Linked DNA regions of Homo sapiens: region 1 is linked to region 2. Evidence: chromatin loops called from intact Hi-C (ENCODE). Cell type or tissue: OCI-LY7. All regions are shown on one strand. Each heading gives the region's core, and the rest is flanking DNA. Links, peaks and the distances in the headings are about the cores only. Region 1 overlaps DLGAP4 (DLG associated protein 4). Region 2 overlaps MTCL2 (microtubule crosslinking factor 2).

Evidence for each region. Peaks named below come from ENCODE experiments on the same cell type or tissue, not always from the same donor. Only the 100,000 strongest peaks of a DNase experiment are listed, where the experiment ranks them.
Region 1: it touches region 2 in a loop (5-fold over the local background); 3 of 110 quality-filtered maps call a loop at or near these places.

The regions. Positions count from the first base shown.
Region 1 is chr20:36,466,875-36,476,155 of GRCh38, forward strand. All of the region lies in intron 7 of DLGAP4 (DLG associated protein 4), which reads left to right. Among named protein-coding and RNA genes, the nearest start is that of MYL9, 70 kb to the right of the region's middle. RefSeq lists enhancers at 761-810, 5,667-6,567. In OCI-LY7, for the core only: no CTCF peak of the experiment used is centred there; DNase peaks (open chromatin) are centred at 927, 1,697, 3,787, 4,057 and 1 weaker place; H3K4me3 peaks cover 4,487 bases; H3K27ac peaks cover 5,552 bases.
Region 2 is chr20:36,838,899-36,848,179 of GRCh38, forward strand. MTCL2 (microtubule crosslinking factor 2) reads right to left here. Exons shown (of 15, transcript NM_080627.4): 2 at 319-543. Among named protein-coding and RNA genes, the nearest start is that of MTCL2, 20 kb to the right of the region's middle. RefSeq lists enhancers at 2,762-2,821, 7,033-7,182, 7,353-7,402. In OCI-LY7, for the core only: CTCF peaks have their summits at 4,349 and 4,549; DNase peaks (open chromatin) are centred at 3,203, 4,623, 6,523, 7,343 and 2 weaker places; H3K4me3 peaks cover 3,161 bases; H3K27ac peaks cover 6,400 bases.

The sequences.
Region 1 (9,281 bases), core at 584-8,583, 370 kb before region 2:
TAGGAGCAAGAGAAGTGGTCCCAAGTGGTCAAAGCGAGTCTCTCGCTCTTGCTCTCTCTCTCTCTCTCTCTGTCTCTCTCTCTCTCTCTCTGTCTCTCTCCTCTCTCTCTCTCTCTGTCTCTGTCTCTCTCTCTCTCTCTCTCCTCTCTCTCTCTCTCTCTCTCTCTCTCTCTCTCTCTCTCTCTCTCTCCCCCCCCCTTCTCTCGGCCCTGCCTTCCTAGCCCTGGGCCAGGCTCTGAGAGGATGGGGATTAATAGACAGACAAGGCGTCTCTGCCCTGAGGAACTTATGGTCTGACAAGAAGACAAGCCTACAATTATGAGAGACTGTGTGACACTCTGTAATTAAGCGTCTGCTGAGGAAAAGCATTGTCTGAGAAGGAAGAAGTGAGCATGAGCCAGAGGAAACAAGAGCCCTTTGAGGGGAGCTGGATTTGCAGAGGCAGAGGGTGGTGCCGACATTCCAGGGAGGTGGGTGCAGAGGGCATGGCTGGATGATAAGTGTGCATTTAGGGAAACAGCAGTATGCTAGTTTTGCTGAGGCATCAGGGCTCTGGCTGGAAAATCTGGGTGGAGCCAGGAGGTTGTAGGCAGTGTTAAACAGCTGAAAAGCAGAGGCACTGGGGAGGCATGGAAGGTTTTAGAGCAGAGGTAGCACAACTGGAAGACTTTCCAGAGGATGAATCAGGCTGGGTAAATTGGAATGAATAAAAATCACAACAGGGAGGAGGCTTTGCAGGCATCCAGATGACACAAGAGGGTGAGGTTTGGGTGGGGCCCATGGGAGTGGGAAGAGCCAATTGGGGTAGCAGAGGATGCTGTGCTCCCTTAGGAAAGCTTGGCCAGCGCTCTGATGGGCCAGAAGGGAAAATGTTGGGTGTTGCTGGTTTGGGGCAGGAAGTAGCAGTCTGAGCACATTTCTTGTACACCTGCTGTTTGCCTGGCTCTGCGCCAGGGGCTCCACAAGGGCGCTCATGAAATCTGTACAATAAGCCAGAGGCAGATGGACTTCCCATCCCTGTTTTGCAGATAAGGAAAAGGTAGCTCAGGCCCAAGGCCAACTGTCTCCAAACCGTGTCTCTTCCCACAGCTCAGCTCTGCTTCTTGGAAAGGGAACTCCTGCTTTTAGGGTCCCAAGGGGCTGAGCCTTCTTTCCCTTTAATTAGGAGCAAGCACATTTATCCTAAAAGCCCACAAATCTTGCTTTCTAAGGATCCTGAAGGTCAGGGTGCCAGTTTAGAATTCCTTAAAGGTGGAAGAGTCAGAGGAGCTAGGGACCCTCACACAAGCAGTTTTACACACTGGACTGTGAGAAGGTTCCGGAGTTGTGCTGTGTATATGTCCAGTCTGATAGTAGGCATGTCCACCACTGGGTCTGTTGGAATTCTCAGCCAGCCCCCACCAGAGAGGGGCCCAGCCAACGCAATCAGTCACCCACAAAGGCGGGAAGGGACTTGTCTCCAAGGTGCCTTGCACAGGAGAGCCAAGTGACGGAGGCTAGGACTCATTTCTCAGGCTGCAGCCAGGAATCCCCAGTGGGCAGAGGGAAAGGGAAGGGGACTAGTGCTTACACAGTGGCTACCATGGGAGGCAGCAGTGGTTGGTCCCAGTGTACAGCCAGGAAATTGATGGCTTGGCCGAGGCCTCCCAGCCAATCATTCTCTCTGTGTGCAGCCCACACTCCTCTGAACACAAACTTGGTCATGAGGCAGAGCAACCACATGGCAGGCACAGCCTCCAGGTGCCCCTCACCCTGCTGGTCCCTTGCCTCCAGCAAACACCCAGCATCTGTATGCCAGTTTGCTTTGGCAGATACTCTGAGCCCAGTGGTATGCAGGGTACAATTGTAACTGTAACCGTGTTCGTCATACCAAAATCTGGACAAAGGTTTTGAGAGATTTTTTGCTCCTTTGGAACAGAGGTGGCCTGAGAAATGCTATTTGGACTTTGGAACAGTGGACTAGAGTGACCTATGCTGTCCCTTTCCATTGTAGTAATTCATTTGATGACCATCTGGAGCCAGTTGCTTTCTCGTAAATTTGCTCATTCTCCCGTATATTCATTCTTTTTGTTTTGTTTCAGCACGTTGGTTCTGGATCTTTAATATTTGTTTAGTTTGTTTTGATTTGCAGAGCACTTTCATACACATTATCTCAGTAGATCTTTATCCAACTTTGGAAAGTATTACTATTCTTATCATCCTTGTTTTTCAGAAGAGGAAACTGAGGTTCACTGGTAGAAAGAGGCTTGACCAAGCTCACTGTGGCTGAGCTACTTATTCAATAAATATTTATTAAGTGCTGCTCTGTGCCTGGCAGTGAGCTGGCCCTGGGGAAACACTGACAGACAGAGCTGCCTTAAAGACTTAGTTTCTGACCTCCCAGAGTCTGCAGCAGCAGCACACCGAGATCTAGCCAGGATCCACCCCAGGCTCCTAACCTGCATCCTGGGCCCTCTCCACTTCAGGTCCCTGTAGTTTGGGCCTGTGGCTTAGGTCTAGACTGTTGCAGCCCGTGAGCCCTTATCCTGGAGCATCTTGGTATAAAGCAAGCCAAGGCATAAGTCTCTGCAAACCGAACTTCAAAAGTAACAAAAGAGGCTGGGCATGGTGGCTCACGCATGTAATCCCAGCACTTTGAGAGGCTGAGGCGGGCGGATCACCTGAGGTCAGGAGTTCGAGACCAGCCTGGCCAACATGGCAAAACCCAATCTCTACTAAAAATACAAAAATTAGCCGAGCGTGGTGGAACATGCCTGTAATCCCAGCTACTCAGGAGGCTGAGGCGGGAGAATTGCTTGAACCCGGGAGGTGGAGGTTGCAGTGAGCCGAGATCGCGCCATTGCACTCCAGCCTGGGCAACAGAGCAAGACTCTGTCTCAAAAAAAAAAAAAAAAAAGTAACAAAAGAGGTCTTCAGGAATGGCTTAATTATTAACAGGGTGAGGAAGGGCATCTCAGCAGAAGGCCATCTGCTCCTTCTCCCTGGGGGAACGTTGCCCAAGGGCTGCTTTACCTAAGATCCTTGTGTGAATTTTCTGCAGCCTCCAAATATTTGATTACACTCTGCACAGGTGTGGAGCTCTATGGCCATGTGCTGAGCTGGGGACCCTCCCCACCTCCTTTAATATTAAATGAGATGAAATAAAGTAAGGTCCTAGGATAGCAGGTCTGAAAAGGACTCTGGCCCAGCCCCTTCCTTTCCCATGAGTAGGAACTAAATCTCGGAGGAAAGGGACTTGCCAGGATCCCATACTGAGAGACCTTCCTTCCCCTTCCCCTCCCTTATCAGTTTCACTTAATTTCCCGTCCTTCCTGTAGGAACCCTCTCATCCCAGCTGTACATGGTCAGCATTCAAAGCCTTCTTCAAATCCTTCCTATGCCTCAAAGTCAAGTTTTCCCACAGTCTTCCCTGGCACTCTCCTCCACACCCCAGAGCCCCACAGTGTCCAGGCTTCCTCAGTCTACTCTCAGAGGCTGACTGCCTGTTCTGCAAGGCTAGACCAGCAGCCCTTGAGGAGACATTTCAAAATCTGTGTGCCTGGGTCCTGCCTCCCCTCCCAACCCAGGGAGTCTGATACCTGAGATCTAGGAAGAGGCATCTCTGGATACGTTTTGCTGGAGGTTTTTTTTGTGTGTAAAAGTTATATTTTTACTGAAAAAGCAATACATGTATGTTGGTTTAAAAAAATTCAAACTTGGTTAAAAAAAAAAAAAAAGCCCAATGAAAAATTAGTCCCTGTCCTACCCAGACACCTAATCACTGTGACGAGTCTTGAGGTTTCCTTATAGAAATACTCAGCATCACGTGCAGCTATTGTCAGTAACATCCCTTTTTATTACTTAGACAGTGGCATAGTCTCTCCCTACTTTTCTATACCTTGAATTTTTCATGTAAGTCTCTGTTGCAGGTTATTCTTGGTGGGCACATACAGGTTCATGGCCACCTTTGCTCCTGAGCATGTGGCTTTCCATTGACGGATAGACCACCAGTTGTTTGTCCTCTACTCAAGGATGTTTAGCTTGTTCTCAATCTTGCTGCTGTAAACAGTGCTGCAGTGAACACCCTTTCCTGTGTGTCTCCATGCACGAGTGCATGTGTAGCTGTCGGAGCCATTTCTGCACACAGAATTACTCTTTCCAAGAGTCTGTGCGCTTAAAATTTTGTCATGTATTTTTTAATTGCCTTCTTTTTCATTCTGAAAATGTATATATTTTAAAAGGCACCCCGCCTTCACCCCCAGATTCAAATTTGTTTCCTCCATGAGCTCCTCTCGTGCTGCACCTGCTTAGCAACGGTGAAGCCAGTGAGCTCATTCAAATATTTACTGACCTTGCCGGGCGCGATGGCTCATGCCTGTAATCCCAGCATTTTGGGAGTCCAAGGCAGGCAGATCACAAAGTCAGGAGTTCGAGACCTCTACTCGACCTGGCCAATATGGTGAAACCCCGTCTCTACTAAAAATACAAAAATTAGCCGGGCGTGGTGGTGGGTGTCTGTAGTCCCAGCTACTCAGGAGGCTGAGGCAGAAGAATCACTTGAACCTGGGAGGCGGAGGTTGCAGTGAGCCGAGATTGCACCTCTGCACTCCAGCCTGGGTGACAGAGCAAGACTCCATCTCAAAAATAAATAAATAAATAAATAAATAAACTGACCTCCTGAATCCCAGTGCTGGCTTGGCTGCTATACTCTTGCCCTTCACTGAACCTCAGTTTTCCTCATCTGAATAGTTGGGAGACTCATTCCTGCCTTTCTCATGTCCCTGGCTATTTGGTAAACCAGCCAGTAGGAAGACATCGTGAAATGTATTAAAGTGGTCTTAGCTAGACAGAGTGGGCATGCCAGGGTCAGCAGAGATTCTGAAGTCTAGACCAGTTCCCTGGGTGGGCCGTTGTCAGTCCTAGCAGATGGCCAGGTCAGCCCTCAGGCTGGAAATTTTAGGGCAGCTATTGGTAGGTGTCTCCTCTTGCTGTGCTGAGATACGGTCAAGATCATACTTAGGCTTTTGTTGGAAGAACATACAAGACGAGAGAAAAAAAAAGATCATACTTAGGGGCTCCCGGAATTTGCTCTGCCCTAGGTTGCTGAGACCTCTAGAACCTGTGCAGGCTAAAGGAACTCAGTCGGTAGATCCGAGAGAGGTGGTCAGGGAGACCAGGAGCATGTCTACACTGCCAGCAGACTTTTGCCTCCTCCCCCAAGCCAGCAGGATGGCCCAAAAAGGCTCCCCCAGCAGATCATCTTTGCAGCTCCTTTTTTAGCTCCAGTGGCAGCAGGGATGAGGAAGGGAAAGTTCTATCATTTTTTTCTAATTTAAAATGACATTTAAAATCACTAGCCTAGTGGGGGCCAGGTGTGGTGGCTCATGCCTGTTATCCCAGCACTTTGGGAAGCCAAGACGAGTGGATCACTTGAGCTCAGGAGTTAAAGACCAGTCTGGGCAACATAGCGAAACGCCGTCTCTATAAAAAAATACAAAAATTAGCTGGATGTGGTGGTGCACACCTGTATTCTTAGCTGCTTGTGGGGCTAAGGCGAAAGGATCACTTGAGCCCAGGAGGTCAAGGCTGTAGTGAGCTGTTTGTGCCACTGCACTCTAGCCTGGGTGACAAAGCAAAACCCTGTCTCAAAAAAAAAAAAAAAAAAAAAATCACTAGCTTAGTTCCTCCCTCCTATTTTATCAATAGGAAAACTGCAGCCTGGAGAAGTTGAAGATCTCCTCCCAAGTCTCCCAGTGAACTTGACAGGTCTCAGCTCACTTCTGCTTGGATTAGAAGCCAGGCATTTGACTCTCCTAGTCCTTAACTCTCAACATCTTTCCCAAATTGTTCTAGTCGTAAAGTTTCACTTTGGGGTTAAAAACCAAAGTGAAAGAAAAATGGCAAAGCAGGAAGCAGCCACTTCAGACCCAGCCCAGGCTGAGGGGACACTCTGAGGGACCCAGGCCCAGGTGGCCTCATGAGGAGGGGAGCAGGCCTTTTCCCTACCCACTCCCACCCTTGCTCTGGGAGCCTGGCTGGGGTAGGGACTGGGTGGGGCCCCGCAGGGAGAGGCGCCAGGCTACAGACAGGCAGTGGCGTCCTGGCCTGGCCCACTGCTGTCTGGGAGACAGCCAGTAGGATGGGTTCTCTGGTGAAGTCAGCCCCATGTGGGTGTGGTCCCAGCCGGGCTCCAGGTAGGCCTTTTAAACTCCCATCCTTCCGGGGCAGAGCTGAGCTGGAGCTGGGCTTCTGTCAGCTTGGGAAAGAAATCCTGGCTTCCCAAACCCAGCTTTCACAGAGCATTTCACTTTCCCTGAAGGTAAGAGCCAGTGCCCTGTCTTTACCATGAAAACTCTTAAACTTTTGGTCACTGTGGGCACTTACTTACCTCCTATAGTTTCTTTTTGGGACCCAGATGTCCTGAAAGCCAAAGGATGGAGGAGCTGGAACTGCTGGCTTCTCACCATTTTATGTCGCTGAGTTGTTGGGTGGCCTCAGGCAAGACCCTTCCCTTCTCTGGCCTGCAGATTCCTCATTTGTTTGTCAGCAGGAGGGAGCTCCTTCTATCTCTGCTATTAAGTTGAATTTGGTTCCTGGAAGCTGGTGAGAGAGTATCGTAACACCCAGTTTGGTTGGCCTGTGTCTTTCAGATATTAACTGTTACCTGATTAGCTGGGGTCTCAAGTTCCTATTTCCTGTGCTTTTACTAAGGAAATTCTCAGACTTATCAATGCAAATATGGTATCAATTTTGTTGCTAGACCAAATATGATTTTTTAAAATAGAGATTTCCCACTATGCTACCCACGTTGGTCTCAAACTCCTGGGCCCAAGCAGTCTGCCCGCCTTGGCCTCCCAAAGTGCTGGGATTACAGGTGTGAGCTACCATGCCTGGCCAGCAAATACGATTTTTATGTACCTCTCTTCTCCTTTGCACAGTCACAGGGTCCCTAAGTACAGAGCTGGAGTCCAGTCCCTAAGGGCACCTACTGAGCATACAGTAGGTGATCAGGAAGCCCACACCCCAGAGGTCATATGTACCTATAGTTAAGAGCATCTCTGTAGAGTTGGACTGCTGGGGTTCAGTTCCTGGGCTGCCAGCTAGAGCTGTGAGACCTTGGACAAGGTACTTAACCTCTCTGGGCTTGTTTCTTCACCTGCAAAATAGAGATGCTAATAATACCTGACTGTAGTCCAGCATGAGGACAACAGAAACTTGTGCAAAGCACTAAGCACAGTGCCTGGTACAGAGGAAGCATTTGAGAAGTATTAGCTGCTGCTGTTACTGACATCCAGGGGGAAAGAGAAGACTTGAAATAGCCAAAAACTGTCCATGTCCCATGCCTGGAAAGATGTAGATGGATTGGGTGGGCTGTTTGGAGTGGAGTCAGTTATTTGATGGCTGTTTGCCAAGTGCAGGGCTCTTATGGGGAAAGGTGGCCTGGGTTAGGGGAGAGGCGAATGCTCTGCGTGAGGGAAGGGGAAGAAGGGCAGACTGTCCAGGGTTCAGGAAACCCAAGATCAGGCTGGAGAATCTATCCAGGGCTGTCAGAATCTGCCAGGTATGTGGAGCTAGAGTTCTCTCTGCAGGGTCATCACTCCATCTGGGCAGTTTCCTACTGGGGGCTGTGACGAGGACCTATTATTGACTGCGGAGAATAGGTTGGATAGTTCTAGCCTCTCCTGGAACTTTCTTGCCTTCCCCCTGGCGTGGCTGTTGCCCTGCACAGGGATGCAGTAATAGGAGTTGTCTGCCTGCCTGTGGAGTGCAGACCAAGGTGGGGTGGGGAAGAGGGGCCTGTCTGACATCACCCAGTAAAGGTAGGGCTGCCACCGTTGCTGCTGTCCCAGCAGTTTCTTTAAAAGAGGCACATGCAGCAGTGTGTGGGAAGGGTGGGGGGTGGAGGGCAGGGATTGGGCTCCTCCCTCCTTCCTACCCCACCTCCACTTCTCTTTCCAAACAATCAGCCATTCATTTACTTGAGTGCCAAGTGCTGTGCCAGGAGCCAGGGAGAGACTAGGGAACAAGATTGACTTCCCTCCAGCTTGGAGTCCCCACCCAAGCAGGTAACAAATAAACAGGATACTGTCTAATCTGTTAGTGATGAGAACCCTAAAGGAAACAAGTAGATGCTGAGAAATTGGGGAAGGCATCTCAGGGAAAGTGACTGCTGGATGGGAAGGAGGCAGTCAAGGGCCGACTGGGAGGTGTCACGACCCTGAGGTGGGGGTATCTTGAGGGAACAGGAGAGGTAGGGGTTACATCTGGAGTAGTCTCAAGGTCAGGCAGGACCCTGGGGGTCTCGGTGAACCTAAAGAGGTGTGATAATGAATGTACTGCAAGTGAATATGTTTATATGTTTCTTCCTTTTTTTTTGAGATGGAGTCCCGCTCTGTCACCCAGGCTGGAATGTAGTGACATGATCTTGACTCACTGTAGCCTCGCCTGCCGGGTTCAAGTGATTCCCCTGCCTCAGCCTCCTGAGTAGCTGGGATTACAGGCGCCTGCCACCATGCCTGGCTAATTTTTGTATTTTTAGTAGAGATGGGATTTTGCCATGTTGACCAGGCTGGTCTCGAACTCCTGACCTTGTGATCCGCCCGCCTCGGCCTCCCAAAGTGCTGGGATTACAGGCGTGAGCCACCAAGCCCGGCTCTCCATACAATCTCTTACCCAATTCCTGTCCAAGATTCTATGATACTAACACATCCATTACTGCCTTTGTACACCTCTGATCTTTATTTTCTGTTTGGATTATTTTTCTTTTATTTATATTTGCTGAATTTCAGTAAAGAGATTGTAGGCAGATTATTAACCAGCCCTTGCTCACAAATACAGTTAACTCAAATCAGAAAATTTTTAAAAATGCTTAGTTTTAAATATTTTATTTGTGACTTTTAGGTTTGGAATGAGTAAAATCAAAGCAGTTTGATAACTGCTGGGGCTCATTCTTCAGTGGGCCGCTCACTAGTCCATTTTTAACACTGTCTTAATGACCATCTTAACCTTTTTTTTGTTTGTTTTGAGACAGAGTCTCACTCTGTCGCCCAGGCTGGAGTGCAGTGGCGCAGTTTCGGCTCACTGCAACCTTCGCCTCCCGGGTTCAAGCAATTCTCGTGCCTCAGCCTCCCGAGTAGCTGGATTGCAGGCACGCGCCACCACACCTGGTTAATTTTTGTATTTTTAGTAGAGACAGGGTTTCACCATGTTGGCCAGGCTGGTCTCAAACTCCTGAGCTCAGGTGATCCACCTGCCTTGGCCTCCCAAAGTGCTGGGATTACACACGCGCCCGGCCCTTCTTA
Region 2 (9,281 bases), core at 328-8,327:
GCAGAAGTTGCAGTGAGCTGAGATCGCGCCATTGCATTCCAGCCTGGGCAACAAGAGAGAAACTCTGTCTCAAAGGAAAAAAAAAAAACAGTAGCTGCTGCTAGTAGGAAGGATTCATATTATGATATCATTTTGGGATACCCTTGATAGAAGCCCTGTGGGTTCACCAGGAATTCCTACTTAGATGAGGAAACTGAGGCCCAGAGAGGTGGTAGAACTTGGCCATGGACACACGGAAATGAGATGCAAGGCCAACCTGGGCCCCACTTAGACTTGTGGTCCCATCCCAGCAACAAGGGCACCCGAGCCCAGGCTGACCTTGACATCCTGCTCCAGACCACGGATAAGCTCGCCGTCCACCTGGCCGGTCTGGGCGGCACGGAGACTGCGGCGCTCGGCTTTGCGCAGCCGGTACTGCAGGATGCGGCAGGTCTTGCTGGCCTGGTCCAGCTGCTGTCGCAGCTCCTGCAGCTGATACACGTCCTCCTCCATATAGACGTCCCGCATCTCCAGCATCTCGGCCCGCAGCTCCTCAATCTCGTCCTGCGGAGGGAAGGAAGAGTCAGGTCACTGGGCCCACAGTAGCAGCTAGGAGGCCGGAGTACTGGCCACACCTAGGACTGAATGAAGCACCGTGGGGGACCTGGATGTGGCAGGCTGAATGACAGACCTCCAAAGACGTCCATGTTCACATTCCCAGGATCTGTGAATGTTGCCTTACATGGCAAAAGAGACTTTGCAAATATGAGTAAATTAAGGATCCCAAGACAGGGAAACAGAAGCAGAGGCTGGAGTGAGATGCTTTGATGTTGGAGGAAGGGGCTGTGATGACGGAGGAAGGGGGTGCCTCTCAAGGCAAGGAAAAGGTTTCTCCCCTGGAGCCTTCCCGAGGAATGCAGCCCTGCCCAAACCTTGATTTCTAGACCTTTGACCTCCAGGATCAGAAGATAATAATCTGGTGTTCATTTTTTTGTTGTTTTTGAGACGGAGTCTCACTCTGTTGCCCAGGCTGGAGTGTAGTGGCACAATCTCAGCTCACTGCAACCTCCTCCTCCCTACTTCAAGCGATTCTCCCTGCCTTAGCCTCCCAAGTAGTTGGGATTACAGGTGCCCACCACCACACCCAGCTGATTTTTTATATTTTTAGTGGAGACGGGGTTTCACCATGTTGGCCAGGTTGGTCTTGAACTCCTGACCTCAAGCGATCTGCCCGCCTTGGCCTCCCAAAGTGCTGGGAACAGGTATGAGCCACCCTGCCCAGCCTGGTGTTTTTTTTTTTTTTTTGAGACGGAGTCTCGCTCTGTCGCCCAGGCTGGAGTGCAGTGGCGCTATCTCGGCTCACTGCAAACTCCCCCTCCTGGGTTCACGCCATTCTCCCGCCTCAGCCTCCTGAGTAGCTGGGACTACAGGCACCCGCCACCACGCCTGGCTAATTTTTTTTTTTTATTTTTAGTAGAGACGGGGTTTCACCGTGTTAGCCAGGATGGTCTCCATCTCCTGACCTCGTAATCAGCCTGCCTCGGCCTCCCAAATTGCTGGGATTACAGGCATGAGCCACCGTGCCCTTGGCCTGGTGTTCTTTTAAGCCACTAAATTTGTAGTGATTTGTTACAGAAGCAACAGGAACACACTGGGGAAGCAGGAGAGGCCATTTAAGAAACATGGATGAGGTTGGGCACGGTGGCTCATGCCTGTAATCCCAGAACTTTGGGAGGCTGAGATGGGCGGATCACGAGGTTGGATCAAGACCATCCTGGCTAACATGGTGAAAATCCGTCTCTATTAAAAATACAAAAAATTAGCTGGGCATGGTGGCGGGTGCCTGTAGTCCCAGCTACTCGGGAGGCTGAGGCAGGAGAATGGCGTGAACCCAGGAGGCGGAGCTTGCAGTGAGCCGAGATCGCACCACTGCACCCCAGCCTGGGCGACAGAGCGAGACTCCGTCTCAAAAAAAAAGAAACATGGATGAGCATCAACTATGTACGTCCTAGGTAGGCCCTGTGCTAAGCGCAGGGGCAGGGAGGGACAATGGGGTGGGTCCAGCCCCTTCTATATACTCTGTATGGAGCCCCAAGCTTCACCAGGAAGATACACAGTAAACCAGAAAATAATAATAACAAAAGACACCTGGCTGGGCGCAGTGGCTCGCACCTCTAATCCCGGCACTTTGGGAGGCCGAGGTGGGTGGATCATTTGAGGTCAGGAGTTTGAGACCAGCCTGGCCAACATGGTGAAACCCTGTCTCTACTAAAAATACAAAAAAAAAAAAAAAAAAAAAAAAAAAATGAGCCCAGCGTGGTGGTTCACGCCTGTAATCCCAGCTACTCGGGAGGCCGAGGCATGAGAATCACTTGAACCTAGGAGGCAGAGGATGCAGTGAGCCGAGATTGCACCATTGGGTGACAGAGTGAGACCCTATCTCCAAGAAAAAAAAACAAAAACAAACCTCAGATACTGTTAAGTGCTATAAAGACAAAGCCAAAATGAAACCAAACAACATGAGTTATATGATAGGGTGAGGGGGGGTGCTATGTTAGGGGACATGATCAGGGAGGCCATCTCTACAAAAGAGACATTTGAGCTGAGACAAGAAGGAACAGCCGAGAAAGCTAGGGGGAGAGGTTATTCCAGGCAGAGGGAACAGTGTGTGCCAAGGCTCAGAGGCAGGAAAGAGCTCAGTGTGTCAAGGTACAGCAAGGAGGCCAGGGCAGCTACTGGGTTAATTTGAGGCTGAGGAAACTGACAGGAGTCAACCACATGGTACTGTGAAGGGCCAAATAGAATTTGGGTTTGGGATTTGTTTGCTTGCTTTTGTTTTGAGATGGGGTCTCACTCTGTCACCCAGGCTGGAGTGCGGTGGCAAAATCTCAGCTCGCTGCAACCTCTGCCTCCCAGGCTCAAGCCACCCTCCCACCTTAGCCTCCCAAGTAGTTGGGACCAAAGACACACAACCCCACATCGGGGGTGGGGGGTGGGGTGTGTGTGTGTGTGTGTGTGTGTGTGTGTGTGTGTGTGTGTGTATACAGGGTTTTGCCATGTTGCCCAGGTTGCTCATGAACTGAGCTCAAGCAATCTGCCTAGCTCAGCATCCCAAAGTGCTGGGATTACAGGCATAAGCCACCATGCCTGGCCTGGGTTTGGGTTTTAAGCAGAGAGGGTAAGAGTATGACCTCACTTCCTGAAGGCAGCTTCTGCTACCGCTGTCATCAGCTTCCAGCTGTTCCTCACTTCTCCTTTGTAATCATTATTAGCAAATTTGCAATTCTATGTTTAATAGTTTGTCTCCCAGCCAAACCATGAGTGCCTGGAGGCAACCCCATTTGGCCTAGCAGGTGGTAGCCTCCCAACAAATATTAACTGAATGGATGCATGCATGTTTAGTCAGGTCAAAAACAACAAAAAAGACATACGAATGTGCAACAATCATTAGATACTAAGTGTAAGGGGGAGGGAAGTAGAATTACGCAGAAGAAATGCATAATTATTATGTCTCATACAAATGTGAAAACCTAGTCACAAATGGGAATGATAATACCTACTCTTAATGTGACCGAATGATTTAAATAAGATTGTATACTAAGAAGGGAAACTGGCCAGGTGCGGTGGCTCACGCCTGTAATCCCAGCGCTTTGGGAGGCCAAGGCGGTCAGATCGCCTGAGGCCAGGAGTTCAAGACCAGCCTGGCCAACATGGTGAAATCCCGTCTCTACTAAAAATACAAAAATTAGCCAGGCATGGTGGTGGGCACCTGTAATCCCAGCTACTCGGGAGGCTGAAGCAGGAGAATCATTTGAACCTGGGAGGCAGAGGTTGCAGTGACCCAAGATCATACCACTGCACTCCAGCCTGGGCAGCAGAGCGAGCCTCTGTCTCACAAAATAAAAAAAAAGAGAAACAGAGTCACCAGGGATGAATGACCTGCTAAAGGCATCCCTGAGGAGCCAGGGGAAGCACCGAGGATGGCAGTGATGGAAGCAGGGGTGGGGGGTCCAAGGGGCAAGAAGGCCTCTGTGGGCCCTGGAGAGGGCAGATCTGGAGAGCCGGATTCCTCAGCTCTCCCTACCCGTCTTTCCCCAAAGAAAACGGAAAGGAAGGGACTGGGAAGTGGGGTCTCGTATTCCTCCCTCCTCATGCTGCCACTGGGAGGAGGGAGTGTCCACTCTGCTCCCGTCAGAGGGACACCTCTGGCTTCTGTCCGAGCACCCCTCACCACACCCTCGCTGGGGCTGGGAGGAAGGGGGATCTGATTTTGTGCCTGTGAAAGGAACAAACATGGGGTTCTCTCTCTTCACTCCTGCCTGCCCAGATGGGGAGGACTGCTCTGCTCTTCCAATGGTCAGCCTGGTAGGATGGCTCCCTGTGAGGAAGGGGGTACGACTGGGGTTGCCAGCGCCCCCTGAGGCTGGATGGATTTAACTCAGAGTCAGGGTTAGGGAGCCCTGCCCTCCAGGCCAGTTCTCACAAGCTCGAGAGGTTTTCCTGCCCATCGGTTTGACTCCTGGGGCTGCAGAGAACAGTCACTTTGCCAGCCCCCCACCCCCACCTCCACCCTCATAGACTCACCACCCCACCAGCATACCACGTGGACAGAACCAGAGTGGAGAGGAGGAAGTGGAACAGTAAATGATCACACCAGTTAAAAAAATGAGGAAGTGAAGGATCCACGCGCTGTTTCAGGCAGCCGGTGAAGGAAGCATGAAGGAAAGATCACTCAGGAAGTGCAAGCCGGTAGGCTAGGCCAGCCTCCAGATGGATCTGTGTTCAAATCCTAGCCATGCCGGTTACCAGCACCTCACTTATTATCTCTAGAAAGTTAAAATGACAGGATATGGTGATGGAAAGAATAGGAGGGTCTAAGTGGACCCCAAGCTCAGGTTGAACCAAGGGGAAATGCACACAACCCTATGATGCTGGGCTACATTAACAAATGCATGACATTTAGATCATGGGAGGTAACATCTCTTACACAAGATCACACCCAGAGCACTAGAGTCATTTTTGGAAATCATTTTTTTTAACTTTTAAATGACTGATTTTCTTATTTATAAAACAGGCCAGGTCGGGCACGATGGCTCACGCCTGTAATCCCAGCACTTTGGGAGGCCAAGGCCGGCAGATCACGATGTCAGGAGTTTGAGACCAGCCTGGCCAACATGGTGAAACCCCATCTCTACTAAAAATATAAGAATTAGCCGGGCGTGGTGGTGCACGCCTGTAATCCCAGCTATTCAGGAGGCTGAGGCAGGAGAATTGCTTGAACCCAGGAGGCGGAGGTTGCAGTGAGCTGAGATCATGCCACTGCACTCCAGCCTGGGTAACAGAGCGAGACTCTGTCTCAGAAAAAAATAAAATAAAATAAAATAAAATAAAGCACTGGCAGGGCACAGTGGCTCACCCCTGTAACCCCAGCACTCTGAGAGGCTGAGGCAGGAGGATCACTTGAGCCCAGGAGTTGAAGACCAGCCTGGGCAACACAGTAAGACCTCATCTCTACAAAAAAAAAATAATAATAATAATAATAATAACAACAATAATAATAATGTATTACATCCAAATAGGCCGTGACTTTAAAAATGGCTATCATTGGCCAGGTGCGGTGGCTCATGCCTGTAATCCCAGCACTTTGGGAGGCTGAGGTGGATGGATTACCTGGTCTGGTAGTGCACCTGTGGCCCCAGCTACTTGGGAGGCTGGGGTGGGAGGATTGTTTGAGCCCAGGAGGTTGGGGTTCTGTTGAACTATGATTGCACCACTGCACTCCAGCCTGGGTAACAGAGCAAGAACCTGTCTCTAAAAGTAAAACATGATCATAGAGACAGTTTTGAAAATAGAGAAAACAGGCCAGGTGCAGTGGCTCACGCCTGTAATCCCAGCACTATGGGGAGACCGAGGCGGGCGGACCATTTGAGGTCAGGAGTTCGAGACCAGCCTGGGCAACTTGGTGAAACCCTGTCTTTACTAAAAATATAAAATTAGCCAGGCATGGTGGCAGGTGCCTGTAATACCAGCTACTAAGGCAGGAGAATTGCTTGAACCCAGGAGATGGACATTGCAGTGAGCTGAGATCACACCACTGCACTCCACCCTGGGTGACAGAGCAAGATTCTGTCTCAAAAAAAAAAAAAAAAGAAGAAGAAGAAGAAGAAAAGAAAAAGAAAACATAATCCATGCATAATTACAATACCTGAATTACAGTGGCTCTCAAAGTGCAGTTCCTGGACCAGTAACATCAGCATCACTGGTGAATTTGTGAGAAATTCTCATGTCCCAACCCAGACTTGCTGAATCAGAAACTCCTAGGGTGAGCCCCCCAAGGGATTCTGATGAAGGGCGTTTCCTTCTAGTTATTTCCCCCCCTAAAAGGGCAAGAGTCAGGTCTCTGAGCACAAGTCCCCATGCCAGGGCCTGACACAGAGCAGGATCTCAGCAAGCATCCTTTGAATAAGTGAATGAATGAATGATAGTTCTCACATGAGCAGCTGTCTCCCCAAGGCCTGCCCTTCACCACAGTCAATTTGTGACAGCCCAAGATGTTGCATTCACGCCAGTTCCATCTCTCCAGGGGGGCCTAGGCCTCTCAGGGGGCTAGTCCCAGCTGCAGGCAGAATGCCCGTTAGCCCCTGCTGGCACGGCCCCACGTGAGAGGGTGAGCTGACAAAGGCAGGCTTGTGGCCCCAGGCTGGGTCTGCAGGGACGTGGGCGGGAGAGGCTGGCGAATGCAGGACTTAGGCAGGGGCGCTGGGCTTTCCGGGCCCGAGGTGGGGCTAGGAGAGGTGCTGCTGGGGCTTGGGGAGGGGACCCAGAGGGCAGGCCTTTGTTCTGTTCCAGAGGTTCACAGTCCTCAGGGAGCCTAAGAATGTTCTGGGGCTCTGTGGTCATGCAGTCTGGGCCTCCATCCCAGGAGAGCTCTCCAGTGACAGATCCAACTGAAGGAGCTGGGGGTGGGGGGCCCTGGGAGGTGGGGGTGAGGAGCACAGGCTTCCCAGCTCCTTCACAGACAGCTCAGTGGTTCTGAAGAGCCTCTCCCAGCTCCCAGACCCCCTAACTGTGTGGAAGTGGGGAGGGAGAGGCCCAGCTCCACTGGACTCAGTAGGCCTCGTGGCTATGGAACAAAGTTGTAGACATGGTGAAACCTTGTCTCTACTAAAAATATAAAAATTAGCCAGCTGTGGTGGCTCACGACTGTAATCCCAGCTGTTTGGGAGGCTGAGGCAAGAGAATTGCTTGAATTTGGGAGGCAGAGGTTGTAGTGAGCCAAGATCGCACCACTGCACTCCGGCCTGGGCAACAGAGCGAGACTGTGTCTCAAAAAAAAAAAAAAAATCCCCTCAACACCACTGGGGAAACCCCAAGCCTCATCCTCTGCCAGACAACAAAAGGGCACAGTGCCTGGTAGTGCCCACCTCAGAGCCTTGGGGCCCCTGACCCTCAGCCCCACCACGGCCTGGCCACCTCCTTCAAGTTGACCTCTTCACCTTAAAGGCTACTCTTGAAGCTAACCCAGATTTTTTAGCTGGACTAGAAACGGGGAATAGGAGCATGGGGGAGGATGGGGGACCAGGGCACCCACACTGCTGCCAGGATAGGCAGTGCTTCCCTTTCTAGAGAATGCTTTTTTGCTCTGATTACAGTTAATAGCTGTTTTTGGAGAAAATCTGAAGAAGGTAGACGGCTTTCTATCTCTTCCACCGGTTCTCACCAGCTTCTGCAGTAGGTCCAAGTCCCCTTACCGGGTCCTGAGCCAGCCCCTGGTCTCCTCCCTACTCCCGCCTTACCCCAGCCCTCCAGCGTCCAAATAGGCTGTGACTTTAGAAATGGCTACCATTGGCCAGGCACGGCGGCTCACGCCTGTAATCCCAGCACTTTGGGAGGCCGAGGCGGATGGATTACCTGAGGTCAGGAGTTTGAGACTTGCCTGACCAACATGGTGAAACCCCATCTCTACAAAAAAATACAAAAAAATTAGCCAGGCTTGGTGGCGTGTGCCTGTAATCCCAGCTACTCGGGAGGCTGAGGCAGGAGAATCGCTTGAAACCCAGAGGCAGAGGTTGCAGTGAGCTGAGATTGCAACAATGCACTCCAGCCTGGGCGACAGAGACAGACTGTTTCAACAAACAAAACACGGCTACCACCTATTAGGAGGCTCACTAATTACCAGGCCCCCGCACAGGCAGTACGTGCATTATCAGTTGACAGTTTAATCCTCTTACCGACCCTGTGAGGTAGGTGCTGAAAACGTTCCTGTTTTGCAGATGAGGAGACGAGGCTCAGAAGCTTCGCAGAGCTGCTTGAGCAAGGGACCTGCGGGGCTGGATTCCAAACAAGCCACGTGGCCCTGGGTCAGTGCGTCATAACTGTGCTCTTCCAATTTGTTCAGCTATTCCCTCTGCTAGAACGGCCTTTGCCAGGCTGACTCCTGACTATCTCATCCTTCCAGAACATTTCCTTCCCAGACTCTGATTCAAACCCCACACTCTGAAATCTATGGTCCGTTGTGCTGGTAATTTTAGGTTGTATTTGTCTGTTTTCATGTCAATCTTCCCCAAGAGCTAGGGAGAAGGGCAGGGGCTGGTTTGTGTCTAGTCCTCAGCATCACCCAGGGCAGACCGTGGCACAGAGCAGGTACCTGTCACTGTCTATGGGTAGATGTAGGAATTAAAGAATGAGTATGGGGCCAGGCGCGGTGGCTCACGCCTGTAATCGCAACACTTTGCAGAGGCCAAAGAGGGAAGATCCCTTGAGCTCAGGAGTTTGAGACCAGCCTGGACAACATAGCGAGACCCCATCTCTACAAAAAAATTAAAAATTAGCCAGGCATGGTGCTGTACACCTGTAGCCTCAGATACTCAGGAGGCTGCAACAGGAGGATCACTTGAGCTTGGGAGGTTGAGGCTGCAATAAGCAAGGATTGCACCACTACACTCCAGCCTGAGTGACACAGAGACAGTCTGACTCAAAAAAAAAAAAAAAAAAAAGAGTATAGCTTCTGTCCTGCCCAGTCCACAACTCCCAGCCAGCTGCAAAGAGTTAGGAAGACAGGAGTTCAAGACCAGCCTTGGCAACACAGTGAGTCTCCGTCTCTACAAAAAAATAAAAAATTTTAAAAACTTAGCTGGGCATGTGCCTGTAGTCCCCAGCTACTCAGGAGGCTGAGGCAGGAGGTTCACTTGAGCCCAGGAGTTCCAGGCTGCTGTGAGCCATGAGTGCACCACTGCACTCCAGGCTAGGTGACAGAGTGAGACCCCTGTCTCTAAATAAAAATGAGAGAGGGAGAGCCTGGG